Linked DNA regions of Homo sapiens: region 2 is linked to region 1. A link is an interaction called in ENCODE POLR2A ChIA-PET data of the cell type or tissue named here. Cell type or tissue: PC-3. All regions are shown on one strand. Each heading gives the region's core, and the rest is flanking DNA. Links, peaks and the distances in the headings are about the cores only.

The links. Peaks named below come from ENCODE experiments on the same cell type or tissue, not always from the same donor. Only the 100,000 strongest peaks of a DNase experiment are listed, where the experiment ranks them.
Region 2: POLR2A ChIA-PET joins it to region 1 with 42 read pairs; 4 of 35 experiments call an interaction of 5 or more read pairs at or near these places.

Annotation. Positions count from the first base shown.
Region 1 is chr1:180,120,273-180,136,422 of GRCh38, reverse strand. No RefSeq gene overlaps it. Among named protein-coding and RNA genes, the nearest start is that of QSOX1, 27 kb to the left of the region's middle. In PC-3, for the core only: no CTCF peak of the experiment used is centred there; a DNase peak (open chromatin) is centred at 9,432; H3K27ac peaks cover 2,026 bases.
Region 2 is chr1:180,048,077-180,064,226 of GRCh38, reverse strand. CEP350 (centrosomal protein 350) reads right to left here. Exons shown (of 38, transcript NM_014810.5): 22 at 15,522-15,691; 23 at 11,061-11,257; 24 at 10,293-10,477; 25 at 9,725-9,812; 26 at 1,861-2,007. Among named protein-coding and RNA genes, the nearest start is that of QSOX1, 99 kb to the left of the region's middle. In PC-3, for the core only: no CTCF peak of the experiment used is centred there; no DNase peak of the experiment used is centred there.

The DNA.
Region 1 (16,150 bases), core at 8,231-10,730:
TTCTGGGATTCCCTCCTCATTTTCTAAATGGCTTTAGGTGCCCTAAACTGTGTCTCCTGGTCTTCAGGCCAGAAAATATTGCTAATTTCCCACCAAAGTTTTAGCTGCTCTACACACAGTACCAACTGCAGCCTGCCTTCAAATTAACTGTCATAAAAATGGGACACTTTATTTTATATTGTTTCCCTCTTCCAAATGTTGACTCTGCTTCAGAATCTGCCTGCCTTTTTCACTCTCCAGTGTCTGTATGCAGTTTGTGTGTGTGTGTGTGTGTGTGTGTGTGTGTGTGTGTGTGTGTTTTCCAGAGATTATATTTTGTATATGTGAGAGGATGAATTCATAGGAAATTATTTGGTCATAGTGAAAACAGAAGACCAGATTTAAACATTTAAAAAATGTGTTTTTATATAAATAAGACTATAGCAATAAACAGAGCTTGAAATAAAAAAATAAGTTATCCACAATCTTTTTTCAGCTCATCTATAGTCCCTTCCATGTCTTATCTTTATATTCATTTTTAACATTGTTATGACAATGGTACACTTATAATTTTGTATCTTTTTTATATATACCACTTACCAATGGTGTGCTGGAAAATGTTTTAACAACTTGCTCTCTGGGGATGGGGTAAGCCCTAATTGGTAGTGTTTGCCAATTTCTCTCGTGTAAATACTCCCACCATGGCTGATTTCATGCTACTGACATGACATCATGGAATGCAGAGTTGGGAAGAATGCACACAATTGGCTCTCTCAAGCCAGTATGGGCTGAGTCCAGCACACCACTAATTACAGTGGTTGTAAAATATTCTGCCAAATGAGTGGGTAACAGTTTACTCCATTATTTCTACAACATTGAATATTATGGTTATTTTTAATGTTTTATAGTCATAAACGTTTATGCATATCTTTGGTGTTTATCTCTTTTTCCTCAAAAAGTTCATTAGGTCAAAATATATATGAAAAATTTTGTGGTTCATGGTACAAATTGTTGTGGACAAGAGTGGCTTTTTTTCTTTTGAGACAGGGTTTTGTTCTGTCCACCATGCTGGAGTGCAGTGGCATGATCTTAGTTCACTGCAACCTCGACCTCCTGGCTCAAACGATCCTCCTGCCTCAGCCTCCTGAATACCTGGGACTGAAGATGTGTGCCACCATACCCAGCTACTTTTTTTTTTTAATAGAGATGAAGTCTTGCTATGTTGTCCAGGGTGGTCTCAAACTCCTTGGCTCAAGTGATCCTTCCACCTCGGCCTCCCAAAGTGCTGAGATTTACAGGCATTAGTCACTGTGCCCAGCCAAGAGTGACTTTATTTTAAATGCTAATCTACCTGACTAACTTCAAGTCCAGGAACAAAATGTCTAGTTGATGTATTACTCTTTCTGTGGGAATACCTCTTCATTTCAAGTTTTGCTTTTCCTCCAAAGCAACCCTTGATGCTGTTGCAGAAATAGGCTGTGATGCTGGTAGCCACCTACACTTCCCAGAGCACGTATACTTCCAGATACATTATATTCCACATACACTTTCAGAGCACATACACTTTTTCCCCGAGATAGAGGCCCTGGGTTTCGGGGGTTGCAGTACAGAGACCTACGTATCTCGTGGCTGCCCAAGAGCATGCTTCTGTCTTTAAGTTGCCCTAGTAAGTGACCTAAAATCAACAAACTGGATTTGACAGCCTCCTGCTTTGGTTTCTGGACTTCTTTGACACTTGGGCATCACTCTGCGTAAATGGCCCTTTCACGGAACAATTGTAATTTCCAAAAGTATTGTGCCAATTGATATGACCACAGCTCTGTACAAAGGTACCAACAATTTTTTGAAAGGGTGCCAACACCTTTTACCAGGATCCCACTGTAAATATAAAATAAATATTATCAGTGTATTCCTTCTCTTCTCATTTCTGTATTAAGATTCTAACATAAAACTCTGCCAAAGGAACGTTCTGGACTCAACATTATGTTATTCCCCAGCTCCTTTTGGGAAACTTGGCCTTGAACAATGCAACAGTAAGTCCATAGAGCTGCCACATAACCAGCTTATGTCATCTACAAATATCACAAGTGGATAAAGAGCAGAAGTGAAGCGTTTGGCAAAATCCCTTGGAGGGGCTATGTGCTTGTTTCTCTTTATATACCTTATCCAGTTTCTTTCCTATGCCTTTCTCCTCCACTGTTTGAATGTTTCTGTGAGATCAGAAGGAGTTCCATTTCACTTTCATCTCCCTAATAGTTTTTTTTTTTTTTGAGACAGAGTCTTGCTCTGTCGCCCAGGCTGGAGTGCAGTGGCACAATCTCAGCTCACTGCAACCTCTGCCTCCTGGATTCAAGCAATTCTCTGCCTCAGCCTCTTGAGTAGCTGGGATTACAGGCGTGCACCACCACGCCCAGCTATTTTTTGTATTTTTAGTAGAGACAGATTTTCACCATGTTGGCCAGGCTGGTCTCAAACTCCTGACCTCGTGATCCGCCCACCTTGGGCTCCCAAAGTGCTGGGATTACAGGCGTAAGTCACCGCGCCGACCTCATCTCCCTGATAGTTTTATCTCCTACTTTCCATTTCGGGGAAAAATGGCATTTGGGGACTGAGAGGAGGAGGAGAGAAGGTATTTGGAGAGGAGAATGTAGTATCTACTTGTGCTGTTATTTTCCTGATCCTTTTATCTTTGGTGACCAGGATGACATGTTGAACTCAGCATGGCTTTCAGCCAGAGCATACCTGTTTCCCATAGACCTCCGATTGGCAGGGGTTAATCATGAAACAGCCTCTTGGCCATCTAGGGGTGCTCCTTCCCCCGACTGTGAACTGCAAAGAGCAGGACCCCTGGTAAACAAGTGCTTGGTAAATGCTGGCTCCTTCCCTCCTCTTCCCTTTGCTGGGAAGCAGGCAGGCTGGTTGGATCCAGGGAAGCAGTTTCGTATGGTAGAATAAAACATGAGCTTGGAGTCAAGTCAAACTAATTGGATTCCTAGGTCCTCAGCTGACCTGTGTTTGATCCTGGACAAAGTCCTTGAGCTCCCTGACTCCTGCTTTTCACTGGGAGAACACTACCTCTCTTTGGTCACAATGAGGCTTATTGATCTATTTTTGTTTTGTTTTGTTTTGTTTCTAGATGGAGTTTTGCTCTGTTGCCCAGGCTGGAGTATAGTGGCACAATTACAGCTCACTACAGCCTTGACCTCCTAGACTCAAGTGATCCTTCTACCTCAGCCTCTTGAGTAGCTGGGACAACAGCCACAGGCTACCAGCCCTGGCTAATTTAAAATTTTTTTTTGTAGAGATGGGGTCTTGTTATGTTGCCCAGGCTGGTCTTGAACTCCTGGGCTCAAGTAATCCTCCCACCTTGGCTGTCCAAAGTACTGGGATTAGAGGCATGAGCCACCCACCCAGCTTATCTGATTTTTGTAAAGTTGCCCCTTCCCAAATCACCTACACAAAAAGCCCTACGTCACCAAAGAACTTTTACAGGAAACTCACATTGGAAGACTTACTGCTTCTTCTTGGGCTACCCTGGAGGGTGACATTCAGCAAATGGCAGGACAGCATCAGGCCCTGGTTTCCCTTCCTTCATCTAGCCAGATGACAGCTGCAGACACTATGGCTGGAGGAGCACCCCATGGGGACCAAGCCTCTATGTGGATTCATATTACTATTGCCCCAGGAAAGTAAACCCAGGCTGGGAGTCTGTCAGGCCTCTTGGGGACCGGGTGGAGGTGGAAGTTACTGCTTACGCTTACGAAGGAAGCGATCTCAGAAGGCAGAGGCCATTGCTGCGAGCTAGACAGACGCTCTCCCTCTGTGCTCATCTCTAGCTTGCTGGGGATCTCCTCACTGGCCAGGTATTACAGGATGGACTCCATCCATAAGGAAAAAACCATGACTCCCACTCAGACAGCGCCTGACTGTCCATGCAGCACTTGCTGCCTCCTTTGATGGAAGTAGGCAGGGCAAGCATGACTAAGATGATGGTGGTGAAGAGACCAAGGCTATAAAAGCTGCTTGGGTTACCTGCCTAGTGAGTAAGAACATACTCCACAGCCCAACCTGAACCCAGCAGACCACCCCCAGGACCGCGCCAGGAAGGTGAAAGAGGCAGCAGAGGCCAGTTCCTTCCTGGGGCAGCGGGCTCCGCTTCTATCATCAGGTTGCTTCCCAGGCTCCAGGGTGAGCCATTCTATACCCTTTTCTCGCTCCTCAAGCCTCCAGCATGCTTTCTTCCCCCTTGTACATTCACACAAGACCTCACTTCGGTCACTTTGATGACAAAATAGAAGCCATCAGACTGGAACTCCTTTTCCTCCCACCATCAAGCTAGAAGCCACCTCGCGCCCAGACTCATCTTCTGTCTTCCCTCCTGCCCCTTCCTCCCATCAACACCGGCCCCTCCACTTGCACTCTGGATCCCACTTTGCTGCTGGTCCCCCAACCCCACTCGCAAATCTCACTTTTTCTCCCCCACAAGGTCAATTCCTTCAGCAAACAACCTGCTCTCTGTCTCTCACTAAAACAAAGTGGAACTCTTGTATGAACATACACCCTTCTCCAGATACTGCCCCATTTCCTCCCCCCTCTTCAAAACTTGACAAGAGTTGTCTGTCTTCACTGCATCATCACCCTGACCTTCATGGCCTGCCCCACTCCCGTCTGCGTTCTGATCTCACCATTCCACTGAAACTGCTGGTCGAGGTCAGTGGCAGTCTCTGCGTTGCCCCATTCAAAGGTTATGTCTGTCTTCCTCTGACTCAACCTCTCAGCAGCTTGCAACACAGCTGATGGCCCCCTCCTTCTTGAAACACGTTCTTCCTTCAGCTTTTAGTTTAAACCACATACATTCACTGGCTTGCTGCAATAACAGATTACCACAGATTTTGTGGCTTACAACTATGCAAATTTATTATTTTATAGTTCTGTAGTTCAGAAATCCAACATGGGGCTCACTGGGCTAAAATCAGAGTGTTGGCAGAGTTAGATTCTTTGCCAGAGGTTCTAGGGGCAAATCCATTTCCTTAATCATTCAGTTTATTAGAAGAATTCAGTCCTTGCGGCTGAAGGACTGAGGTCCTGTGTCTGGGCTGGCTGTCAGCTGAGGGCCGTTCCCAGTTTCTAGAGGTCACCTGAATTTTTGGCTTCTCCATCTTGAGAGCCGGCAGTGGTGGGTCAATTCTTCCTCGTGTTTTACATCTTCTGAGCCCCTTTCATCATCACACCTCTCTGACTCCCACTGCTGCCTTGTGTATTTGTAAAGAATCGGGTGGTTAGATTGGGCCCACTGAGATAATCCAGGATAATTTCTCCATCCCAAACTCCTTAACCTCAGTTGCACCTGCAAGGTCCCTTTTGTCACCTAAGGTAACATATTCACATGTTCCTCAGATTAGGGTATGGACATTCTGGTGCCCACTGTTGAGCCTACCATGTCATCTGCTTGTTCTCTTCCTACTTCCCCAGCAACTCCTTCTCAGTCTCCTTTACTGGCTCTTAATCATCCCACAGCTCTGAATGTGAGAGGCCCTCAGCCATCAGCCTTCAGCCTTCTTATCTCCTACATGTTCTCTGCAAGCAATCCCATCCGATTTTGTCCCTTGTAAATACCATCTGCAGGCTGGCGTGGTGGCTCATGCCTGTAATCCCAGCACTTTGGAAGCTAAGGTGAGTGGATTGCTTGAGCTCAGGAGTTTGAGACCAGCCTGGGCAACATGGAAAAAGCTGTCTCCACTAAAAATATAAAAAATTAGCCAGGTGTGGTGGTGCATGCCTGTAGTCCCAGCTCCTCAGGAGGCTGAGGTGGGAGGATGGCTTGAGCCCAGAAGATGCCACTGCACTCCAGCCTGGGTGACAGCGAGACTCTTGTCTCAAATAATAATAATAATAACATAAATAAATAAATACATCTGTGAACCACTGCTCCTAAATTTATATTTTTAGCCCTAAATTCACTCTTGAGTTCAAAATTCATGTATCTGACTCAATATTGCCATTGGAATAAATGACTGCCATCTTGAAGTTGACATGTCCTAACTGAAACTGTGGGTTTTCTTTACAAACTCTATTTCTCCCCTAGTCTGGACTCATTCAGTAAAGACATCACACCAGCTTGCTACTCAGGCCCCAGACCTAGGAGTCATGCCAGAGCCCTGTTTATTTTTCTTTTTTTTTTGAGACAGAGTCTCGCTCTGTCGCCCAGGCTGGAGTGCAGTGGTGCGATCTCGGCTCACTCTAACCTCCACTTCCCCAGGCTCAAGCGATTCTCCTGCCTCAGCCTCCCAAATAGCTGGGACTACAGGTGCGTGTCACCACGCCTGGCTAATTTTTGTATTTTAGTAGAGATGGGGTTTCACCTTGTTGGCCAGACTGGTCTCGAACTCCTGACCTCAAGCGATCTGCCCGCCTCGGCCTCCCAAAGTGCCGAGTTTATAGGCGTGAGCCACCGTGCCCGGCCTCATCAGCCGTTTTCTTGAACACCCTCTCCCTGATTCTTACACAGTCAATTCCTCCACATTATTCAGGTCTCAGGTTTTTTGTTATTCGTTGTTTGTTTTCCCCGCTCAGGTCTCAGTTTTACAGTTGTCTCCTGAGAGAGGTCTTGGCAGTCCTCCTGAGAGTAGTTCTTCCCTTCTGCCTGGCCCAGCCTGCACCCCACCTTCCTGCAGAGTCATTCTCTCTTGATTTTCCCTGTTTGATTTCCTTCACTCCCCTTGTCTCCATCTGGAATGATAATGCTTATTTCTTTGTTTCCTTGTTAAATATCTTCCTTCTCACCTCCCACCCTGACTGCTGTGCCAAGAAGGTGCATGAAGGCAAGAATCGCCGTCTGTCTTTCTCACTCCTGTTACCGGGGGCCTAGAAACATGCCTCCCTAGTGCATGTTTTTTGGGTGGATTCGCAGCGAATGCCCCACGTTCCCTCTATCCCACTCCCTTCTGCTCCCTGCTTTCCCACACTTTCTCTTCCTTTACAAGCTCTGGCCTGAGAACGGATGAGTTTTTTATTTTTTTTCCAGCACTCAATCTGTTAACGACTTTGAAGATCCCTGACTAAAACCAAATAATAATTACACTAATTACACTTAATTGTGAGCATTTATATCACACTTACTATTTCCGAGCACCGCCATAAGCACCTTACTCATCCTGAATAGGCACGCTGTTCCTCGGTTATTCCTCACTGTAATCATCTCCATTCACAGAGGAGGAAGGCGAGGCACAGAGAGACTAATGTGCCCAAAGTTCCACAATAAGGAAATGGTGGCAGCAACCTCCCGAGAGCCAGGCCTGACGGGCCTCTGCCAGGGCCCCACGCTTTAGATGGCCTGCTCTGGCCTCTGTCTGGCGGTGCCCTCCCCACAAGGCAAGGAGCCCTCGGAGCCAAGGGGAAGGCTCACTTCCTGCTTGTGGACTACACTTGGGAGCACACACTGTGGAATTCCAGCCCACACAGCCATGAGGCTGCTGCCAGGGCCTCTCCCCAGGCCTGTCTTCCTTTGGGTGCATGCTGCCACCTCAGTGGGCCCAAATGGTGGCCGCAGGGCAGCTCTTTATGAAAAGTGTGGACAGAATTTGAACCAGCAGTCTCACTGTCCACACGTGGCCCCTTTGAAGGTGTGACAGAGCAGGGCGTGGGAAGAGGAGGGCGAGCCATGGGCCTCCCCACACTCCCTCCTCCAGACACAGAACTGTGTGGAGCCCCAGAGTTCTGCATTCACACCTGGCCTTCCAGGTCATTGAGAAGTTTATGTGTCAACGTAGGAGGGTGGAGTGTATTCTCCTTATGTCTGTCGGCTTGACTGACAGCTTTAAAGTATTTTAAATATTTAGACATGTGGTCTGTGGCCTCCTTCCATCCTCCCCTCTGGGCCCACAGATCCTGGGGTGGGTCTGAGTGGCAGAGCTAGGCGTGGACCCAAGAAGCCTGGCCCGGGCTCCCTCCCATGCTGCACCCGGGAAGCCTTTGTGTTCCGAGCCACGCGCCTTCCCAGAGGATGCCCTGCACCTTGGCTGTCCAGTCCTGTCCCCCATTTGCTTCTCCCCTGGGAGCTCAAATATGGGTCATTCCCACCGTATCCAGCAAACTGCACGACGCTCTCTCATGGGAGGCCTGCTCTTGCTGGCATCCTGAGCTGGTCACCAGTGATCCGTAGAGTGGTTCGAAGCGTATGTTTTGGGTTTGAATGCCAGTTCCACCACTTATTAACTGTGACATCAGGCAAATTATGTAAGCTCTTAGCCTATTTTGTGTTCTGTTTTCAAGGATTAAGTGGGAATGTCTACACATTCAGTAAATGTTTGTCATCGTCATGGCACTCCACCATTTGCTCTGCGGTCTGGGGACAATGCCCTGTGGCTCAGCCGTTTCTCCAGGAAGCTGCCTCAGGTGGACGCCAAGCACAGAGCTGGCAGGAGCAGGGACTAAAATAAACAGCCACAGAGTCCCCAGTGGGAAGTCCTAGGCCCTGGGCACAGCTGAGCTGGAAGGGATGAGGTGACCCGTTTTCCCTGCAGTGCTCAAAGTGGGATTCTTATGAGCTGCTGGGAGCCATGCAGTCCTGGAACGTGGCAGGCACGTCACCACCTTGAGGATTCTCTATGTACTTCCCTGCAAAATTCTTCTGCCTGTGACATGTGCCACCTGCCATCTTCCCCTTTGCTAATAATGATTGCACCACACACTCAGACACAAACACACATTCACAGACATGCAAATTGTTTTCAATTCTTTTTTTTTTTTTTTTTTTTTTGAGGTGGAGTCTTGCTCTGTTGCCCAGGCTGGAGTGCAGTGGTGTGATCTCGGCTCACTGCAAGCTCCGCCTCCCGAGTTCACGCCATTCTCCTGCCTCAGCCTCCCGAGTAGCTGGGACTACAGGCGTCCGCCACCATGCCTGGCTAATATTTTTGTATTTTTAGTAGAGATGGGGTTTCACCGTGTTAGCCAGGATGGTCTCGATCTCCTAACCTCGTGATCCACTCGCCTTGGCCTCCCAAAGTGCTGGGATTACAGGCGTGAGCCACCATGCCCGACCTGTTTTCAGTTCTTTTTAATAGCTAAATATAAAGCATCCCTTGACAAGAGTTTAATTTGTCATATTGAGAAATGAAGGCTGCCTTTCAACTCACTATGAAACCTACCTTGAGCAAAGTATTACAGTGGGTGGGGCTAAGGAAGAAAGCAGCAGGGATTTCTAAAGAACAGGATGTTGAGGCTGACATTCTTTTGTTTACCCTATTTGGGAAGAAGTGGGGTCTGAATTCATGTGGCAGAACTGAACCTGCGCCGTCCTAACCTGGGCGCAGTGGCTCTCAGAAGGGCGTGGTCCCAGTGCAGGCTGCAGACCCAGTTGGTTTTCTCTTTTCTCTGCTCCAACACCTGGAAGTCAGGCCTGAGTCATCTGTTTTCAGCAGATACAAGCTTTAGGTCTGAGATGTGAACCTGCTGGGCGTCTGGGGATAGACGTGACAAATGGTTTCCGATCCAGCTCCACCACTTACTAGCTGATGATATTGAGCAAGTTAATTACCCTCCTGGTGCCTCAACCATCTCGTCTATTAAATATGTCTACTAACAGTTTCTGTTTCACAGGGTAATTTGTGGATTAGGTGAACAAATACTTGTAAAACAAGTGACTAGCAAGAGTAAACAGTCATGTTGCTTATCATCGCTATTAACAACGCCAAGAGACCAGGCCAGAGGCTGGGGAAATGCCACCATATTCGCATTTTCAATAGCCCCCAAGTGATCCCGACGCTGGCCTGAGGAGGGTGTGTAATGGGGACGTGAGCCCAGGCTGTGGGGGGCGCCTTGCAGCCCACTAGGGGCTTGGGTTCTATTCTGAACAAATGGGGTGGCATGTAAAGATTCTAGTTTTGCCATGGAGAGTCCTTGGGGTCTTTTCTAGGATGTGGTGGTCTGGCTGGCGACTGAGGGTGTCCACTCAGAAGTGCCAAAGGAGGAGGTGGAACGTGTTCTGAGGCCCGAGGAAGATGTTCCAAGAAATGGAACAATGGACGAATAGAAACATAGGAGTAAAGGCATCTGGAGAGGGCCTGGCTGTGGGAGCCAGACAGACCCAGGTGAGGCCAGGTTGTGTCACTCACAAGCTCTGTGTTCTTGAGCAAGATCCTTAACCTTTTTAACTTCAGTTCCCTCACCTGTAGAATGGGGCTGACCTCAGAAGGTGGTCATGAGGGCTGCATACGATGATATATGTCAAGGGCTCCCACGAGGTAAGCTTGGCGGGCAGCCCTATCTGTTGTGAAGGAATTTTTTTTTTTTTTTTTTTTTTTTGAGGCAAGAGTCCTGCTCTGTCACCCAGGCTGGAGTGCAATGGCGCGATCTCGGCTCACTGCAACCTCTGCCTCCCGGGTTCAAGCGGTTCTCCTGCCTCAGCCTCCCGAGTAGCTGGGATTACAGGTGCATCCCACCACATCTGGCTGATTTTTGTATTTTTAGTAGAGACGGGGTTTCACCATGTTGGCCACGCTGGTCTTGAACTCCTGACCTCAGGTGATCGACCCACCTCGGCTTCCCAAAGTGCTGGGATTACAGGTGTGAGCCACTGTGCCTGGCCTGTTGTGAAGGTTTTTGTTGGGCAGTTGGAGAAGTGAATGTGGCGGCTGTCAGGGTCAGCATTGTCCAGGAGGGAGAGAGGTGGCATGGAGACAGGAGCAGCCCAGGCATGAGTGGGAAGAGAGGATTTCCCGGGCCCACCATTCCTGGGTGAAATGCTCCTCAAGACTTGGCTCCATTTCTGTGCTAACCAAACTTACCACCAATTATTGCTGTGCCTCGGGGGATAGGCAAGGGGAGGGGCGTGGCTGTGGAAAGAGGATGGGGCAATTGGGATTCACTCTGAGTTAGTAAGATGGCTTTCTGGCTCATTCTTCCAATTCACGTGACTTATTCTGACTTCTCCAGAGGGCCTGCTCATCTGTGGGAGCACGGATGTGTTCTGGTTTCTAACCCTATCAGGTTGGGGGGCAGACCCTGGTGGTGGCAAATTGTCCCAAGTAGTTAAGGCCCCTCAGTGAGGCCTCTTGACAGTGGCCAGTGGACCTTACCCCAGCCACCTGCCTCCCACCACTCAGACGTTCTTCCCTGCCAGCACAGCTGTCACTGTGAGGTTGCTGAAGAACTGACAGGAGAAATCATTTGTTAAATGCAGCTTCAAATGTCCATGGTGTAGTCCCATCACACCTCTCCAGCCCCATTGCCCCAGCCTTCCAATCAAAACAGCCTGCCTTTCTGCTTCTGCTCACACCTCCCTCCGCATGAAACACCCTCCTAGGCCTCCTCTTGAAAGGGCTCTTAGTACCATAAGCCACAGTTGTCTTTCCCACCGCGGAAGACCCTGAATCTATAAAAGCCGTGAGGCGGCCCAGCTCCAGTCTTCCTCATCTCCATCAACGGCACACCAGCCACCACGATGCTCAGGCCAAAGTCCTCTTTCCCTCACCACCCATATTCAGTCCACGCTCTCTAAAGACAGCCCATCTCTCCATTCACAGCCAACTCTCTAGCCCAGTTACCATCATCGCCTGCAATAGCTTCTTAATGCATGTTCTGCTTCAACACCTGCCCTATTAAAATCCATTCTGCACTCAACTTGGTCATGTCGCTCTCCTGCTTACGACTCGCCAAGGTGGAATATTGTACCTCGAATAAATCCCAAACCATCCTGTGGCCCATGAGGCCCTGTTGGATCCTGGCGGATCTCAGTGTCTACCACTCTCCCTTGCTCACTGTGCTGTGGCCGCACTGGTCTTCTTTCTATTCCTCGTTCCATCTTAGAGCCTTTGCACTGGCCGTTCCCTTTGCCTGGAATGCTCTTCCATCAGATCTTTTCGCAACGGGCTTCTCATCTTTCAGGTCTTAGCGCCAGTGTTAGCTTCTCAGAAAGGCCTCCCCTGACCTTCTTGTATAAAGTAGCTCCTGGCTGGGCGCGGTGGCTCACGCCTGTAATCCCAGCACTTTGGCAGAATGAGGCGGGCGAATCACGAGGTCAGGAGATCGAGACCATCCTGGCTAACACGGTGAAACCCTGTCTCTACTAAAAATACAAAAAATTAGCTGGGTGTGGTGGCGGGCTCCTGCAGTCCCAGGTACTCGGGAGGCTGAGGCAGGAGAATGGTGTGAACCTGGAAGGCGGAGCTTGCAGTGAGCCGAGATCGCGCCACTGCACTCCAGCCTGAGTGACAAAGCGAGACTCCGTCTCAAAATAAATAAATAAATAAAATAAAGTAGCTCCTGCCCCCCACCCCCTATTTTATATCATCCGTTCTAGGTGCTTCACAGATCTTACCACTGTTCTGTTTATGCAGTGGCTTACTAGCTTATTGTCTGTCTTCCTACACTGGAATGTAAGCTCTTTCAAGACGGATCTTGATTTCTTGTTTTCTTTTGGGATCCACAGTGCATAGACCAGTGCCAGCAAATAGTAGATATCTGTGGAATGAATGAATGAATGAACCCAGCCCTGGATGGGCATTACCTAACGGTGTCCTTTACTTATTAACACGTGTGTGTTTTGTCTACACAGCCTGATCATAAGTCATGCTAGGGCAAGGACTGCCCTCCTGGGAAATTTGAAGACCTTCTGGCCAATGAATGAGGTCAGGAATGATGGCTTCTTCTCTGGTGATTTAGGCTGGAGAAATTGCTCCATTTGGGGGCTGTTTCACATGCAATTGTGCCCAAGGGTGGAAGGATGGAAAAGATGAGTGTTCAAGGCCCTTCTGGTCATAGTAGAACATGCGGAAGGGTGTTGGTGTGATGATGCAACAGGTCGGCAATGACTACTCAGTTACACCTTTATTTATTCATAAACTCATGATTTTGCCAAGAAAGTCAGCAGCTTAGGATACATTTATTCATTGGCAGACACTGCTGGTTGTGAAATTGACAGCTGTTTCCCCACTCTTCTTCTTTACCCAAAGAACCTACCTTCTACTTTTACAGCCCAAAGTTCTAGACACTTGCTCTCTGAGTCTCCCTTATGATTTGTGGTGATCATTCGTGAGCCCCATTCCTGGCCAATGACACATGAAGGCAAGTTTGCCAGGGACTCCTAAAAACATTTTTTTTAATTTAAAAGAATTACTTTTTAAACTTTTTTGCTCTTATGAACACTTTCCTAACACAGTAATTTTAATGTTATTTTTTAAATTGTCCATTTTTAAAAAAATTATTTGATTTATTTTAAAGGTGTAATTTCTCAGAATAATTTTACTCTCTGATGAAAGGAGGGAATAAGGTAACGAGATGTTCCCTCCCTCCCTTCTCACATTGGACCTTGTGTGAGGACGGGACACTGGAGCTGCTGTGGCCACCTGGACCAAGAGAATCAAGGAGGAGCTGACCCAAACCCTGATGCTGCAAAGCCATTGGCCAGCGCTGGCATTGTCCGCCTCTGGAGTCCTTGTTACAAGAGAATTATAAACTCCTGTTGTTGAGACTTTGAGGCAAGTAACTTGTTTCTTACAGTTAAATGCATATTAGCTTGCCCTCAGGTCTTCTCAGTAATTTACTTTTCATAATGGTTATTTCACACATTGAGATCCTTAGCTTTTTCATTTATTTATTTATTTGAGAAGTAAAGAAACAAGAGAACGACTACTCTATAGGCAGAGAAACCCTTAGCTGTTTTTATAAACAAAGAGATAGAAACCGAAATGATCTTGTTTCCATTTGCTGGCCCCTCTTTGAAGAGCAAAACCCTTCAAGGGTTCAGCTTCTTCATTGGAAACCAGCAGATCCTCCCATCTTCTGTTCTGGGTCTCCCCAAATCATAAAAATCCTGCAAATACCTCTTAAACCCTCATGTTATGTATAGTTTGGGAAGTAGAATTAACAAGATAATGATCTCTCAAGTCAGAAGCAGGGATAATACAATCTTGCAGCTCCCAAGGAATTCTTTATTTTTAATTTTTAATTTTTTTGAGGCAGGGTCTCATTCTGAGACCTCATTTGAGGCAGGCTGGAGTGCAGTGGCCTAATCACAGCTCACTGCAGCCTCGATCTTAGCACCCACCAACCCCAGTAGCTGGGGCTACAGGTGCACACTACCAAGCCCAGCTAATTTTTCTTTTTACTTTTAGTAGAGATGAGGTCTTGCTATGTTGCCCAGGACGGTCTTGAATGCCTGAGCTCAAGCAGTCCTCCCACCTTGTCCTCCCAAAGTGCTGGGATTACAGGTGTGAGCCACCACTCCCAGTCAGAATTCTTGAGTAAGTGCCTTTTCTACCCCTTTTCTCTAAGTGAAGAAGTTCAACTTTGAGACTTGCAGTAGGAATTCAAAGTTCTAATTCCATTTGGCTCATCTAATTGTTTGAATTAATTTTCTCAAAACAGTAGCAGTAGCACTGACAGACCAGTTGGGGAAGTTATTTAGATGATAATTATTTTAAAAAATATTTTGACTGTATTTAAAATGGGTCATCACACATACCCGTTTGTGTTGTGGAAACTAAGAATCCTGTAACGCATTTAGAGTTAAAAGACTGGTTTTGATTTCCTGACATGTATTCTTCAGGTGAAAGGATAAGTTGCATAAAACATATTTTCATGTGGTACCCCTTTTTTTTCCTTGAGACAGAGTCTTCCTCACTGCAATCTCTGCCTCCCAGGTTCAAGCGATTTTCCTGTCTCAGCCTCCCGAGTAGCTGGGATTACAGGGGCGTGCCACCACACCAGGCTAATTTTTGTATTTTTTAGTAGAGATGGGGTTTCACCCTGTTGGCCAGGCTGGTCTTGAACTCCTGACCTCAAGTGATCCACCCACTTTGGCCTCCCAGAGTGCTGGGATTACAGGCATGAGCCACCATGCCCAGCCCATGTGGTACTCTTGTTCAAAACAGAGGCGCAAGAAAATGTGATTCATACTCACAAAAGGTGCCAGTATCACAACAACAAAATATACTTTAATAGAAAATAGAGTTACAGGCCGGGTGCGGTTGTTCATGCCTATAATCCCAGCACTTTGGGAGGCTGAGGCAGGCAGATCACATAAGGTCAGGAGTTCGAGACCAGCCTGGCCAATATGATGAAACTCCATCTCTACTAAAAATACAAAATTAGCCAGGCATGGTGGTGGGTGCCTGTAATCCCAGCTACTTGGGAGGCTGAGGCAGGAGAATCGCTTGAACTGGAGGTGGAGGTTGCAGTGAGCCAAGATCGAGCCACTACACTCCAGCCTGGGCGACAAGAGCAAAACTCTGTCTCAAAAAAAAAAAAAAAATTAGAGTTACAGAACCAAGAGAAAGAAATCTTGGCCTCCCTGGTGTAGTTCTACACAGATTGACACACGGAGGCTGCTGGTTAGTGACACAACCTGACAATTCTTTTCCCTATACTGTCTGCCTACACCAAATGCACATCTTTTTCTTTTAATACAAAAAAGCACTAAGAATGCTTGAATTGTGTTAAATATACCACTTAAATTATGCACAACAGCAAAGCTTTTTAATTACTTTGAGTCTAATTTATACTTGAAATAAAAAATATTTTGTTTAAAAAGCCCCAACCCAAATTTAGCTTCTTAATTTCAGCAGATAATAGAATTGGAATAGTTTTTAAATTATAAAAGGGAGTATAATTTTATCTAAATGTGCCCCGTGCAGCACTTAGCAGAGAGGGAAATTAAGACATGTGGAATATGTCCTCTTTGGTGATGCTTTGTTATTTGGGAGAGAATATTAATTTTTATTACCAGATGATACTTGTACATAGCAAAAAAAGGTTTTTACACACACACACACAACATACACATACACACAGACACACACACACACACACACACACACACACACACACACACACACACTGAGTCAATTTCAGCCCCATTCCTCTCATCATCATCCCACTTGCCAAGGGCACACATTGTTAACCATTTCATTTTAACGTCTTTGTTCTGGTGTTCAACTCTGTATTAAATATATATATATGCTGACCAGGCACGGTGGCTCACGTCTGTAATCCCAGCACTTTGGGAGGCTGAAGCAGGCAGATCATCTGAGGTCAGGAGTTCAAGGCCAGCCTGGCCAACATGGTGTAACCCCGTCTCTACTAAAAATACAAAAATTAGCTGGGTGTGGTGTAATCCCAGCTACTTGGGAGGCTGAGGCAGGAGAATCACTTGAACCTGGGAGGCAGAGGTTGC
Region 2 (16,150 bases), core at 7,905-10,404, 72 kb after region 1:
TGGAAGTGACCCCCACACACAACTGCAAGCCCAAGCACAGTGAGGATGGCCTTACCACAGAGAACTTCCTAGCACAAGAGCCAGAGTCCAAAGAGAGCAAGGAAGAGAGGGTGTGAGGAGATGGGAATAGCCCAACTTGGGGAGTCAGAGCCCAGGTGGAATGAGAAGGGCACCCACTTTCAGGTAGTCTGCAGATTAAGTGGTAGTAATGTATCAATGTTAATTTGTTGGCAACTTACTCTCAGATAACTCAGGATAATAGAATTTTTTGTACTGTTTGACATTTTTCTGTAAGTTTGAGATTTTTTCAAAATTTAAAGTTTACTTTAAAAATCAAAGCAGAGCATATTAGGAATTTTAAAAATTATACTGCTATACAGCCTGGGTTTTCTCACACTATAATGATTTTTTTTTGAGACAGGGTCTTGCTTTATCACCTAGGCTGGAGTGCAGTGGTGTGGTCACAGCTTACTGCAGCTTTGGCCTGCTAGGCTGAAGCAATCCTCCCACCTCAGCCTCGCAAGTAGCTGGGACTATAGGTGTATGCCACCATGTCCAGCTAATTTTTATATTTTTTGTAGAGCTAGGAGTTTCGCCCTGTTGCCCAGGCTGGTCTCAAACTCCTGAGCTCAAGCGATCTGCCCACCTAGGCCTCCCAAAGTGTTGGGATTACAGGTGTTTGAGTTACGGCACCCAGCCCTACATTGACATTTTATAGTACCTTAGAATAGGTCCACTGGACATGGTGGCTCACACCTGTAATCCTAACACTCTGGGAGGCTGAGGCAGATGGATTGCTTGAGCCCAGGAGTTGGAGACCAGCCTGAGCAACATGGCGAAACTCCATCTCTATAAAAAATACAAAAAATTAGCTGAGGGTGGAGGTGCATGCCTATAGTCCCAGCTACTCGGGAGGCTGAGGTGAGAGGATTACCTAACCCCTGGGAGGTCAAGGCTGCTGTGAGCTGTGATTGCACCATTTTATTCCAGTCCAGGTGACAGAGTGAGACCGTGTCTCCAAAAAAAAAAAAAAAAAAAAAGTTTCAAATTTTGTTTTTGTCTAATATCTCCTTTGAATCATGTATCATCATATTAAAGTTGGATAGCTAAAATGAGTATCATGTAAATAGTAAAACAGTCTCCCCCATTAATTCTGAAGAATTTGTTTGGATTGATAAATAAGAGCAAAGCCCTCTGTTCCAATTTAGTTTGTAAGTGAAAAATATTCTAAATTAAACTAATATTGTATAAGAACTATGTGGCCCTTTCAAAATTTGAATATTCCATAGGAAAAAAATAAAACTCTCACTATACATTAGGGCATTGCTACGGTTTGAATGTTTGTCCCCTCTGTAACTCATGTTGAATCTTAATTCTCATTGTAACATTAAGACAGTGGGAAATCAGACTATGGTATTTGAGAGGTAGAACTTTTGAAAGGTAATTAGAAATAGATGATGTCATGAGGGTTGGACTTTAGTGGCTTAATAAGAGAAGAAAGAGGGGATTGAGCTAGCACACTCAGCCCCCTTGTCATGTGATGCCCTGCATCACCGCTTGGGACTCTGCGGAGAGTCCCTACCAGCAAGAAGGCCCTCACCAGATGTGGCACCTTGACCTTGAACTTCTCACCTTCCAGAACTGTTAAGAAAAAATTTTGCTCCTTTATAAATTACCCAGTCTTAGGTATTCAGTTATAGCAACAGAAAATGGACTAAGACTGGCCCATCCATAGAACTTTATCCTAGTTCATTATTGTATCATACTGCTTGAATGAATATTATCTTAGAACATGAGACAGGGTTAGATACCGACAATCAAAATAAGACAGGAAACAAATAATAACTTCATGTAGTTTACCAATTTACTCTCCCCTGCAGACTTCAATTTCTCCTGTAGTTTTATGGTGGTCTGTCGGATCTTTTCTATCTCCTCCTGCTGTTTAAGAATCAGCTGTCTTTCCTTCCGAGCTGCCTTATTGGCTTCTTGAAGACGTTTTATTTCTGCCTAAGGTTTAAAGAGTTAAGAGAGGGATTAAGATTGGGAGAAGACAAGGCCAAAGTAATATTTAAAAAAAAAATCAGCACATATATTAAAAATAAATACATATAGTATTTTATAATAAAAGTAGTAATACTGAAAAGTTTAAAAAATAGTGAGGGAGGAAATAAATCATATATAATCCCACCATTCTAAAATAATTTAATATGATCTCTTAATTTTAAATTATAATTAGATTGATAATTTCATATCCCATTTTAAAACATAACATATATTTTACATTTTTCCATAATGCTACTCAACGTTTACACTTACTAGTTTAATAGCTGCTTATCAAGTAAACTAATTAATGTAACTATTATTCTATTGCTAAACTTTTAGGCCCCTATAATGTTTTACTATCTCAAATAATGCTTTAATGCCCATAGCTGTTTCATACCATGGATTAATTCTTTAGGAGAGATTTCTAAAAGTAAAATAAACAAGTCAAAGACAATGAATCATTTTATGGTTCTTAAAAACAGTTTTTAAAATTGCTTTCAAAAAAGGACTGCCCCTGTCTACAATGCTACCAGAAACATTTAAGACTACATTGTACCAATATCTCTCCACACAGAATACTGTTTTCAGTTGCTATGTGGGCAGAAGATAATACACTTCACTGCTAATAATTGTCAAAATTTAACAGATAATCCTTTTTAAAAAATAAATTTGTTTTAAATCTGTTTTCTTGGCTGGGCATGGTGGCTCACACCTGTAATCCTAGCACTTTGGGAGGCCAAGGCAGGCAGATCACTTGAGCCCAGGAGTTGACTAGCCTAGGCAACATGGTGAAACCCCACCTCTACAAAAGACACAAAAATTAGCCAGGCGTGGTGGCACTCACCTGTGGTCCCAGCCACTTGGGAGGCTGAGGTGGGAGGATCAACCTGAGCCCAGGAGGTCAAGGTTGCAGTGAGCCAAAATCATGCCACTGCACTCCAGCCCAGGAAACAGAGTGAGACCCTGTCTCAATCAATCAATCAATCAATCAATCAATGTTTTCTTATCAATAAAGCATAATAAACACATTAAAATTTGTTAGTTATAATTATTTTAATCATTGAGATTTTTCTGAAACTACCTTAAAATGCAAAAAAGTGCTTTATAAACATCTACATTTCCAAAACACCAAGTTAACAATTGTTAATATTCAGTTATATTTTCTCCTAGTCTTTAATCCTGTAAAGAAATAAAACATTACAGATAAAACTAGTCTGCAATCTTGTGCCCCAACTCCTCAGAGGTAACAACTATCATGGGTTTGGTATCTATCCTTCCAGCACATTCTTTTTAAATTATTCTAAAAATATTTGTGCTTATCTGCAAAAAAAAAGATATACTATTTGGTTTGTATGTTTAAAAATATTTTATAAATATCATATGTATATATTTTAAATCTTGCTTTACTAGATATCACTTTTGATATTTCACCATGCTAATTTACGCCTTTTAATGCTGCATAAAATTACAGTGGAGAACCATATATTTATCTCTTACCCATGTATGGTGGGATTATTTTTATTTTTAAAATTTTTTAGAGTCAAGGTCTTGCTCTGTTGCCCAGGCTGGAGTAGTACAGTGGCTCAATGCAGCCTCAAACTCATGGGCTCAAGTGATCTTCCCACCTTAGCCTCCCAAGTAGCTAGGACTACAAGCACGTGCCACCACGCATAGCTAATTTTTATTTTATTTTATTTTTTTGTAGACACAGGGTCTTGCTATGTTGCCTAGAGTGGTCTCAAACTCCTGGCCTCAAGTGATCTGTCTTTGGCCTCCCAAAGCACTGGGATTATAGGCATGAGCCACTGTGCCCACCCCATATGGTGAGATTTTAAGGTTGTTCTTTATTTTTCACTATTGTACAAACAATGCTGTAAGTGAAGAGCCTTATACATTTTGTCTTCTTGGGCACATTTATAAATTTTTCTGGAGTAGCAGTTCTCAAAGTGTGCTCTATGAAATCCCTGGAAGTCTTGAGACCCTGTTAGGGGACTCTGAGCATCAAACCATTTTTTATAACACTAAATACATTGTTAGCAAATATATTACTTGCTCTTTATTCTCATTCCCTAATGAGTATACAATGATTGTGTACATTTTAAAGAAAGTAACTATATTTTCCAAAACAAAAAATAATTTAGTGAAAAGAATGATATTTTAGAGTTTTGCAAATCTCTTTATTGTCTAGCTTGATTTTTTTTTTAACATTGTGCACTGGTCACTGGGAAAATGTTGGTTCACTAAGTTATGTGGATTTTCTAAATGTTGACACACTTCATTATGCAATATCAAACAGTTATACTCATGAATATCACCATTAATCTCAAAAGAAAAATTATTTTGGGTGGGCAACAGAAATTTTTCAAAATCCTGACTTTTGTGTGAAAGCTTGAATTTTATCATTGGCAACATATATTGTCAGTTATTTATTTGAAGTGACAGGGATACTTTCTTTGTTTTTAAGAAAAACATTTGTCAAACACTCAAATCCGAATTAGCACAGGTTGCCTTGAATCATTCTTTCAAGTAAAAATACTATTCCATGAAAAAAAAAAAAAGGCTCACAATTCAAACAAGTGCACAAATACTTCTTGAATTAATCACTATATTCTGGTATCGAGCAAAGATGTCTGATTATGGATTTCCCGTTTCTGTCACACAGAATACAAAAAAGACATGTACTCAAGAGTTCAAGACAATAAAATTAATAATTCTTACTACTCAATCAGGACATTCTAAATGAAACTTGCTTTTTTTAACTGCAAGTAAGTGGCATGAAGAATAAGAAAATTACCAATACAGTTTGGTGCCACTGACTTGTGATAAAGCACCAGCAGTTTTACTCAGCATTGTTTTCTACTATTTAGTACAAATGTCAACACAGTGAAAAGGGCAAATTCATAACAGAGTATCATTAAGAAAATAGTTTTGACCTTCCAGACCTGTGAAAGGGTCTTAGAGGCCAGAGTTTCACAGAGTACGTTTTGAAACTTCCACTAACTTAGGCCTGAGTTTCTGAACTAAATAATGTATAAATTCACCCAATTCAAGCCTAGAAGAAAAAAGAGACAACTTCTAAGGAATACTTGGGAAACAGGTTTGTCCCTCTTGTAAGAATAATTCATGAAGTTGTACAAATGAACTGTTCACTTTAAAATGGTGAATGGTGTAAGTGAATTATTCACTTTATTAAAATGGTTATTTTTATGTGTTATGAATGTCACTTCAGGGAGGGTAAAACGAATAAGACATAGGAAAATATGGTCTCTCTTTTTTGGATACGGTTGTACCAAATTGCTTAGAGCCAGCCATTTCACTATCAGTCAAAAGAATTCTTACTGCTACAGTTGCAAGAAATATCTTAGCACATATATTCTTACACTTTGGTTTTTTCAACATATAAGGCAACTTTTCAGGGGTAACCAATTGGATCAAAGAGTATATTTTGCATATTTACTTAAAAAATTCTTAAGTATTACAAAAAGAAAAAGTAGTCACTCATATCCCTACGACTGGCATTAAACATATTTAACAGTTTGCACATTTGTTTCAAATATGTTATTATCTATAAATAGATAAATACAGATGAAACCAAACTCCATGCCAATCTCTTCCTCCTTCCTCTCTTCCCCAGAAGTGTATCATTTCTATATGTGGTTTTTTGCTTTTGATGCATGAGTGGTTCCACAGAACATATACTACTAATTGGTTACTTTAAAAAAATTTATATGACTGGTATAATACTGTATATATTCTTTGCATCTTGCTTTTCTATTAAAAAGAACATTATGGTTTTTGATAAATGAAGATCTCATGCTACACTGTCCAATATGACAGCTTCTAGCTACATGTGGCTAGTAGCTACAGTATTGGACAACACAGATAAAGAAAATTACTATCATTTCAGAAATCTCTACAGACAGTGTTGATATCTAACACATTCAGTTTCCTGCAGTATTATACTTTCTTGCAAGAATATGTTTTATTTCATCTATTCTTTTATTGAAGAAATTAAGTTGTTTTCATTTTCCCTTGAACATATGTGAAAGCTTTTTTAGGATATATACCAAGACAGAACTGCTGAGTCATATATTATATATGTCCTCAACTGAACCAGGTAGTGGCAATTGCTCTCAACTCAAAGTGGTTACACCAGTCAACACTCTAACCATCCACACAGAGCCACAGTGACAAAACTAGGAGACTCAGGAGATCTCAAACTCACATTCTCCTCAAAGCAGTTGTCAAGTTCTGAAGTAGCACATAGAGGGCTAAGGAGTTAACCCAGAAAAGTCTCAAAAGCAGGGCAGAAATCCCCAGTCTCTTGTGCTGAGTAAAAAGTATTATCTGGGTTTCCAGTGAATCCCTGGAGAGCCCCAACCTAGGGATAATGCAGACCAGAAGTAGACTGAGGCTTACCAACTCTACAACCTAACCCTAACCCAGCACAATCTTTGAATGAATTAAGATGAACAGTTGATAACTCTAATAAAATAGCAAAAGAAAACTCTCATAAAATAGCAAAAGAAAGGATAAATCCTCTCTGGGGGAAGAGACCATCAGCTGGAGCCTTTGCAGTTATTTATATAACTGTGACTAGTATTCAACAAAAAAATTACTAGGCATGCAAAGAAAAGGGGCCATACGATAGTTTAAAAAAAAAAAAAGAAAACAGACAATAGTAATAATAGAGGCACACATGGCCACATACAAGCAGACAGGGAAGAAACAGCAGTCAAGAACATTAAAATAACTATGGATAATAAGTAGAAAAAGAAAAGTAGGCCAGGCACGGTGGCTCACGCCTGTAATCCCAGCACTTTGGGAAGCCAAGGTGGGTGGATCACCTGAGGTCAGGGGCTCGAGACCAGCCTGGCCAACATGGTGAAACCCCGTCTCTACTAAAAATACAAAAAAATTAGCTGGGTGTGGTGGCAGACGCCTGTAATCCCAGCTACTCAGGAGGCTGAGGCAGGAGAATCACTTGTACCCGAGAGGCAGGGGTTGCAGTGAGCCAAGATCGCGCCATTGCACTCTGGCCTGGGCAGGAAGAGTGAAACTCCATCTCCAAAAAAAAAAAAAAAGAAAGAAAAGTAGATTAAAGGGTAGAGAATTTCAACAGAGTCAAAATCTATTTTAAAAAGAATAAAATTGGGTATTATAGAACGAAAACAAATCGAATTAAGAACTCACTGGATAGACTTAGCAGCACACTGGGCAAAGTAGAGGACATACTAATGAACTCAAAGACAGGTCAATAAAAACTTTCCAAACTGAAGCACAGTGTTTTTAGTTTTTAATTTGTTTTAAGGAATGAAATACAAACAAGACAGAAGAGAGGGATGTGGCAAATGGTCAAAAGGTCTAACCTATGTCTAATTGAAGTCCCTGAAGGAAAGGAGAAAAAGAATGAGGTAGAAGTGACCAGGCACAGTGGCTCACACCTGTAATCCTAGTACTCTGGGAGGCCAACGTGGGGGGATCACTTGAGTCCAGGAGTTCAAGACCAGCCTGGGTAACATGGCGAAACCCCATCTCTACAAAAAATTACCTGGCACTGGTGGCGCACACCTGTGGTCCCAGCTACAGGGGAGGCTTAGGTGAGAGGATTGCTTGAGCCCTAGAGGCAGAGGTTGCAGTGAGCTGAGATCGTGCCACTGTACTCCAGCCTGGGAAACAGAGTGGGACCCTGTCTCAAAAAAAAAAAGGGGGGGGGGGAGGGGCAGAAGCAATACATGAAGAGAGAGTTTCTGAAAAACTGATTAAATAAAAAAACCAATACAAGAAGCTCAGCAAATCCTAAATAGGATAGATACAAAGGAAACCACGCCTACATGCATCATAGTAAAACTACTGAAAAACTGGGTAATTTTTAAATAATCTTAAGAGGAACCTTCAAAAGAACAAGATTAAGATAACTGACCTCTCCACATAAACAATGGAAAGCAGTAAATAATGGAAAATATCTTTAGAAGTGCTGAAAGAAAATAATTTTATGCCTATTAAAAATATCCTTCAAAAATAAAGGTGAAACAAATACATTTTCAAACTAATCAAAACAAAAAACATGTTATTAGCAGGCATGCAATAAAATACCAGATGTATCAAAATGAAAAATTTTATACTTCAAAGGATACTATCAAGAAAGTGAAAAGAAACCCCACAGAATGAGGGATAAATTTATAAATCTTATTTTTATTCTATTTTATAACAGAAAGCTATTGTGTAACATTATAGAAAGTTATTTACTTATTTTAACTAAGAAAAAATTTTAATTTATTTTAAAACCAATTTTTTGGATTAAAAAGACACAACTTATTTTTTAAAAAATAGAATTCAGGCCGGGTAAGGTGGCTCATGCCTGTAATCCCAGCATTTGGGAGGCTGAGGATGGCGGATCGCGAGGTCAGGAGATCAAGACCATCCTGGCTGACATGGTGAAATCCCGTCTCTACTAAAAATACAAAAAAATTAGCCAGGCGCGGTGGTGGGGGCTGTAGTCCCAGCTACTCAGGAGGCTGAGGCAGGAGAATGGCGCCTGGGAGGCGGAGCTTGCAGTGAGCCGAGATAGCGCCACTGCAGTCCAGCCTGGGTAAAAGAGCGAGACTGTCTCAAAAAAAAAAAAAAAAAAAAAAAAGATGGAATTCAGAATTTATTCAAATTCATATTATCTGTAATGTTTCCTGGGATAAACATACAACTAAGTAATAAGCCAATATATAATTCAGATAATTAGCTTCCTAAATCATCTAACACAGTAGCTAGCACCTGACAACAGGTTAATATGGGGAAAAAAACTGGAATCTATTGAATACTTACCAGGCACAGTGAAACCCACTTTACATATGTTACCTCATTTAATCCTCACAACCACTATATGAAGTATAATCCCACTCCTACAGATGAGGAAATTAAGTCTCAGAGAGTTACTTAAACTTTGACCATGATTACACAGTTTCAAGTGACAACGCTGGAATTCAAATAATAGCAACTAATATTTATTGAGCACTTACCATTGTGCCACAGTCTGCTCTAAGTTTATTTTATGTATTAACTCACTTATTTCTTAAAACAACCCTATAAAGTATGTTACTATTATTATCTTCAGTTTACAGATGAGGAAACTGAGACACAGAGAAGTTAAGTAACTTGTTCAAGGTTATGAAACCAGCAACTGGTAAAGTTGGGATTTTAGCCTAGGAAATCTAACTCCAGAGCCTGAATTCTTTACCACTACACCACCATGCTGCCTCTCCAGAATTCAAAACTGAGGTCTTTCTAAGTCCATTAAGCCAAAATATTTATCAATATGTAATTAATATGTCATGAAAGTCTAGGGAAACAATAATTTAAAATTTAATCCAAATAGATTCTTTTACACATATCTTAATTTTTAAAATTTGTATTTCAAAAGAGTATTTTCTTCTACTTACTACATGAAGGTAGAAAGTTTGCCTGTGTATTTTATTAATTTAGGAGTGACACACAATCCTCATTTAGGAGAAATACAGTAGATTACCAAGCAACCCCTATAATTATAGTAGTATGAACATAAACAGTGGAAGTATCAACTAAATCTCATTTAAGGCAATGATAAGGAAAAGAAATCAGGCAAAATAATAGATTCCACAAACTAACTTGCCTTATAAGCTGTCCTAAAGGGGTGCCTTCCCTAACATACCTTTTCTTGCTGCAACCTTAAAAGCAAACCACGCTGTTTCTTCCGGAGCGGGGGCATTTTATCATCCTCTCCTTTGTCTCGTAGATGTCTGCAAATAATATTTTTCATTGAGACAAAGATTTGATTAAATTTCTCTTACCTGAATAATGTCAAGAATTCTTGACTACTAAAAAGTCTACAAACCAATTTAACATTTTCAAATGTGAAAAGCAGTTGCTACATGTAGCCGTAACCATTAATATCCAAATAAGTATTTCACTGAGGTATATGCAAGCCCTAGAATGTGTCCTCTGGAGACAGAAGGACTTGGGGAAGTTTACAATATTGCATCATATGACAACATAAGATTACAGTCAGTTAAGTGATAAAAGGGGAATGCAAAGAAAATGTTACGTGGGTAGGAGGAGGTCTTGAAAGAAATACAAATCAAGTATGACTGCCGTTATTTCTAGCTTGAGAAACTGGGCTGCTCTAATCAAATGAAATGAGGAAACAAAAAAATCTTAAAATATAAAGCATTCCATTTTATGAATGAAGAAATTAGTGAAAACTGCTCAAAAGAACTTACTTTTTTTGATGCTCTAACCAGGCCAATTCAGCCTTAGTCTTCTCCTTCAAGGCCTTTTCACGGAGACGCAGGAGTGAAGACTGGTGAGCTGCCCTCATTTCTTCCTCTTTCATATACTGTCGAACCATCTCCATAGTAAATTTAGAAAAGCTATCTTGTCCTCCTGAGAATGGCATGTTCAGTTCCTAAAGTAGATGGTTTCTTTCTTGTTTATCATCATCTAACCTTTTGGTACTTAATTCCACTAAAAGAGGTATGCATTTACAAAAACAAACTATGTATTTAACAAGGCCACCAACAATGTAAGAGTATATTCTTTAAAAAGGCACATGAGGCAGATTAACATTCATCTGCTAATTTATTCAGCCAATAAAATTTTAATAAACTACTGCAAGCCAATTACTGTCCCAAGGATACAAAGTGGGTAAGAATTTGTTCCTCTTAACCAAGAGGATTACAATTTGGTAAGAACGAATGTAAATTTCTAAATGGAATAAAGTATTAGAAGAGTGAAGCAAGTACAAAAGCTAGAGAGATAATATTGGCTCAGATCCTCAAAGGCCTTATATATCATTCCAAAAAATAAGTTTGTATTGTACTTTGTAAGGAAAGTGAAACCAGATTTCATAGGAAAACTATAAAATAAAACTGATATCTTAGAAAAATCATTCTAGTAGCTGACAAATGAGATAAGTACAAAATGTTTTCTCATATCTTTGAGAGAACATATCCACAACCATTTACCTCCACAGATAAAGTGAAACACACCTTGGCAGTAGACAGTGTAGTTTTTTCTGGAGAAGCTTCTTCATCAGAGTCATCATGATGACCTCTTCTCTTTTCCATGTTAAATCTGCGGTGACTCTCTGAAGGTAGTAATGATCGAAATGATTGTTCTTCTATTTCATCTTCTGTCATGGATTCATCAAATTTCAGAGAATATTCTGTTGCAATAGACGTTGAGTCTAAAAGAATATGGAGAAAGTAGATTTTATCATTATAATTGTTCTCAGTAGGTATTCAATTAATAGCCCTTTGCCTCTTTATGGGACAATCCAACATAAATTCATAAAATTGATCACTAATAAATAGACATGAAATAATAAACAAAATTCATTTGCCTTACAAGCAAGAAAAAGCCTCTAAAAATACCTAGAAATATTAGGTTAAGACATATAAAGATTAATGTTGCAAAAAATTTAGAGAGCTCTTACAAATCAATTAGAAAACCACTAATGCACCTATAGAAAAATGAAAAAAGGCCAGATCAGATGCTTTACAAAGGAAATATAAATAGTAAAAGTGAAAAAAATGTTTAACATTACTATCAATCAAAGAAATGAAGTAAAAATATCTTTTTAAAAAACTCATTAATTCCAAGCTTAATTAGAATATGACAGCTCTTTCAGTTTGGTTCCTGTGTGCCTTTGCCATGGTCCTGCATCCTTTTTTTTATTGAATACTTCTTCCCTTTCTGGTACTACAAGATACTCCAGGCTCAAACTGTATTTTCCCTACAGCCCTAGAATCAGCTATTTCTACAAAGAGCTCTTATTTATTTTATTAAAGAATGATATTTAGAAACCACAATCTAGGGGCCAGGCACAGGGGCTCACACCTGTAATTCCAGCATTTTGGGATGCCAAGGTGGGAGGATCCCTTGAGGCCAGGAGTTCGAGACCAGCCTGGGTGACAGAGCAAGACCCCGTCTCTTAAAAAAAGAAAGAAAGAAAGAATTTGTAGGCACTAGTTGTCCTTGTTACTACAGTTGTATCACTGCTTCTGCACTTGCTCAGTGGACAGAGCTAGGTAATATATGGATGTATATTAATCCATGTATACGTGTGTGCACATAGTTACGCATACAATTACAATTGCTTTTGTACCCATCCAGTCAGCCAGCTAAACATGAATTCGTACTTATGTCTATGATCCAGTACCAGAGTTCATTCTAGTCTTCCTTTCTTGTGTATCTTCCCTTCCAACACTGAGAAACCTGGCTCTGACCATCCAACACTCGTTTACTTATTTGTTCAAACCCAATATATATGTAAAGAACTGTTAACCTGTACCCCTGTGAAAAACTATTATCCAATTAGAGTATAGGTTTATGTACCGTTCCTTTTGTATTAGGCTTATATTAATAGTTTCCACTCAAGACACCATTTTCCAAAGTTACTTACTTAGATCAGCTCTTTCCCCCAACCCCTTCAATGTTGTTATGCCATGTATCTGTAACACAGTTAGATCCATTTATTGCAGGCTGCGTTCCATTTTGGGAACTCCCAATATCCTGATTAATGTGTGTGTATGCATGATTAGTTCACAGATATTAAAATTTACTCATTGTGATACACAGTTTCAAGGTTTTGACAAATACATAGCATCATACAGAACATACATACACACAGAACAACTACTCTATGTAACAGTTCCTTCATCCTAAACGTTGCTCCGTGCATCCTCTTTGCAGTCAACTACTTCCTCTTCCCCCAATGCCTAAAAACCAATTGTTTTCCAACTCTTTAGTTGTGGCTTTTACAGACTGTCATATAAATTGAATCATATTATAATACACAGACTTTTGGGGCCTGCTTTTTCACTTAGTAAAATTCATTTAAAATTCGTCCATGTGTGCTCCCTTCAACAGTTCATCTGGTAGAGCGGAGGTCTGGTAGAGCGGAGGACTGTAAAATTCGTTCATGTTGCTACATGAATCAAAAGATTATTCCTTTTAACAGCTGAATAGTATTTCGTTGTATGGATGTACCAGTTTGTTTATCCATTCCCCTAGTAAAGGACATCTTGGTTGCTTCTAGTTCTTAGCAATTATGAATACGCTGCTATGAACATCAGTATATAGGTTGTTATGTAGACATAAGTTTTCAAATCACTTGGTAAATATCCAGGCATTTGACTGCTGGATTGTATGGTTAAGTCTTACAAGACACTATCTTTCACAGTGACCATATAATTTTCCATTCTCACCAGCAATGTATGCAAGTTCCTGTTGCTCTGCATCCTTGTTACCAATTTGTTATTGTCTGTTTTTCTGATAGCCATTCTAATAAGTGTGTTATGGCATCTTGTAATTTTAATTTTAATTTCTCTAATGATATACGATGTTGAAGACTTTTTCCTGTGTCTATGTGCCATCTGCATATTTTCTTCAATGAAGTATCTGTTCAGATCTTCCGTACATTTGTAAAATTGAGTTGTTTTTCCTATTATTGAGGTTTTTTTGTTTTTTTTTTTTTTTTTGGTTTTTTTGGAGACAGAATCTCACTCTCGTTGCCCAGGTTGGAGTGCAGTGGCACCATCTCGGCTCCCTGCAACCTCCACCTCCCGGGTTCAAGCAATTCTCCTGCTTCAGCCTCCTGAGTAGCTGGGACTACAGGCGCATACCACCATGCCCAGATAATTTTTGTATTTTTAGTAGAGATGGGGTTTCACCATGTTGGCCAGGCTGGTCTTGAACTCCTGACCTCAGGTGATCTGCCTGCCTCAGCCTCCCAAAGTGCTGGGATTTCAGGTATAAGCCACTGCACCCAGCCTTCTATTATTGAGTTTTAAGAGTTCTTTATATATTCTAGATATAAATCCTTTATCAAATATGTGAGCTGCAAATATTTTCTCCCAATCTGTGGCTTTTCATTCTCTTCACAATGTCTTTCACAAAATAGAAGTTTTAAAATTCTGATAAAACACAATTCATCAATTTTTTCTTTCACAGATCACACCTTGAGGTGTTACGTACCTAAGAAGTCATCATGAAACCGAACGTCACCTAGATTTATGTTTTCTTCTACATACGAGGTTAAGGGTTTGGTTTCTTTGGATAGTGGCTGCCCTGTGAATTCTAGCTGTCTTGGCTTCTTTAGATTCCTAACTCCATTTCCTCAACTCAAGAAGACCACTGGGCTCCATGCTCTGCAGTCTGGAAACTCTCTAGGCAGTAAACTGGTAGAACTGTAGCATTCATTTGTTTCCAGTCTCTCATGAATCAACACAATTCAATGCCTGAGGCCCACTGTCTTAAAAATAGTTATTTCATGTTTTGCCTGATATTTTACTTGCTTTAAGAGGGTAAGTAGGCCAGGCGCAGTTGCTCACACCTGTAATCCCAGCACTTTGGGAGGCCAAGGCAGGCGGATCACGAGGTCAGGAGTTCGAGATCAGCCTGACCAACACGGTGAAACCCTGTCTCTACTAAAAATACAAAAATTAGCCAGGTGTTGTGGTGCGTGCCTGTAATCCCAGCTACTCAGGAGGCTGAGGCAGGAGAATCACTTGAACCCAGGAGGCGGAGGTTGCAGTGAGCTGAGATCACGCCACTGCACCCCAGCCTGGTGACAGAACAAGACTCTGTCTCAAAAAAAAAAAAAAAAAAAGGTGTAAGTAAGTCTGGTCCCTGTTGTTCCATCATGGCCAGAAGCAGCAGCAGTCCAAGTAATACTTTTTTGTTTTTGTATTTCTGCTAGTCAAGTAAAGCACAGGGCAAGTAATTCAATATTGTTTAAAGAAATTAAAGTCACTGTTCATGATATTTTAAAATAGTCACTTGACAATTATTTATTCACTGTTATTGGAAGACAGGCACCATGGTAAAGACTTGAGATATGGCACAAACAAGTCACATATCGTTACTGTGTTTCCTTCTAAGGCTTACAAATATTATCTATAATTAAATATGCTTTAATTAGAAACACTATATTATTGAGATAAAGTTTAGTAAATATTAATGAGATAAAGTTAGAAATCTCCTCAGCTAAATATCCAAATACATCACTTTTAATGTCTACATTCCAAAACACTGGAACACAGTTTCAGTCAAGTTGTTTGCCACTTTATTTACTTATTTTTTTTTGAGACAGGTTCTTGCTCTGTCGCCAAAGCTGCAGTGCTATGTCTCAATCATAGCTCACTGTAGACTTGATATCCTAGGCTAAAGTGATCCTCCCATCTTAGCCTCCCACGTACTAGGACCATAGGCTGTGCCACCAAGCCTGGCTAATTTTTAATTTTTTTGTAGCGACAGAGGTCTCCCTATGTTTCCCTGGCTGGTTTCAAACTCCTAGGCTCAAGCAATTCTCCCAGCTCAGCCTCCCAAAGTGCTGGAATTACTGGCATGAGCCACCACATCCAGCTTATTTGCCACTTTATAACAAGGATCACCTTTCCTCTGGTTTCTGAACAAATGATTACACATTTATTTGCAAAGAAAGTTACCTTTTTCATCAGGAAGAGATGGAACACTATCACTTCGTAGAGAATCATCTGCAGCAGTCTGAACCTGTTCATCAATGGAACTCTCTATCTTTTCACCATTAAGTTTCTTCTCATTTTCCTTACAAGATGGAACTGAAGGACTTTCTTGGCGGCTGCTACCACTGCTACTTCTTTTTATGGATACATGGAAACAACAACAACAAAATTAACAAAATAAGGATTATAGCTTCAAAGTAAACTTATTTGGCCAAATGACTGTACTTTATAGTCAAGATAAAAATGAAGAAAGATGTAATATAAAACAGAAAAAGCTAAGTAACATAAGTCTGAGAATATATTGGAAAAGATGAGAAAGATGAGTAGGAGAGAGGAAGGTTTCACTTTTAAATAATAATAATAGGCAGTGTTGTTAGGTTATCACTCCCTTTTTTCCTTTCATTTCAAAATCAAACTTCTGGGAAAGGGAGCTACTACTCACTGTTTCCACTTCTTTACTTTTCATTAACATCACGATTTATCACAATCTGCTTCCACCCCAACTGCTCTACTAAAACTGTTCTAAATAAGCTTAATCTATACTTTGAATTGCCAAATCCAATACATAATTTATTGCTTTGCAATATTAGATG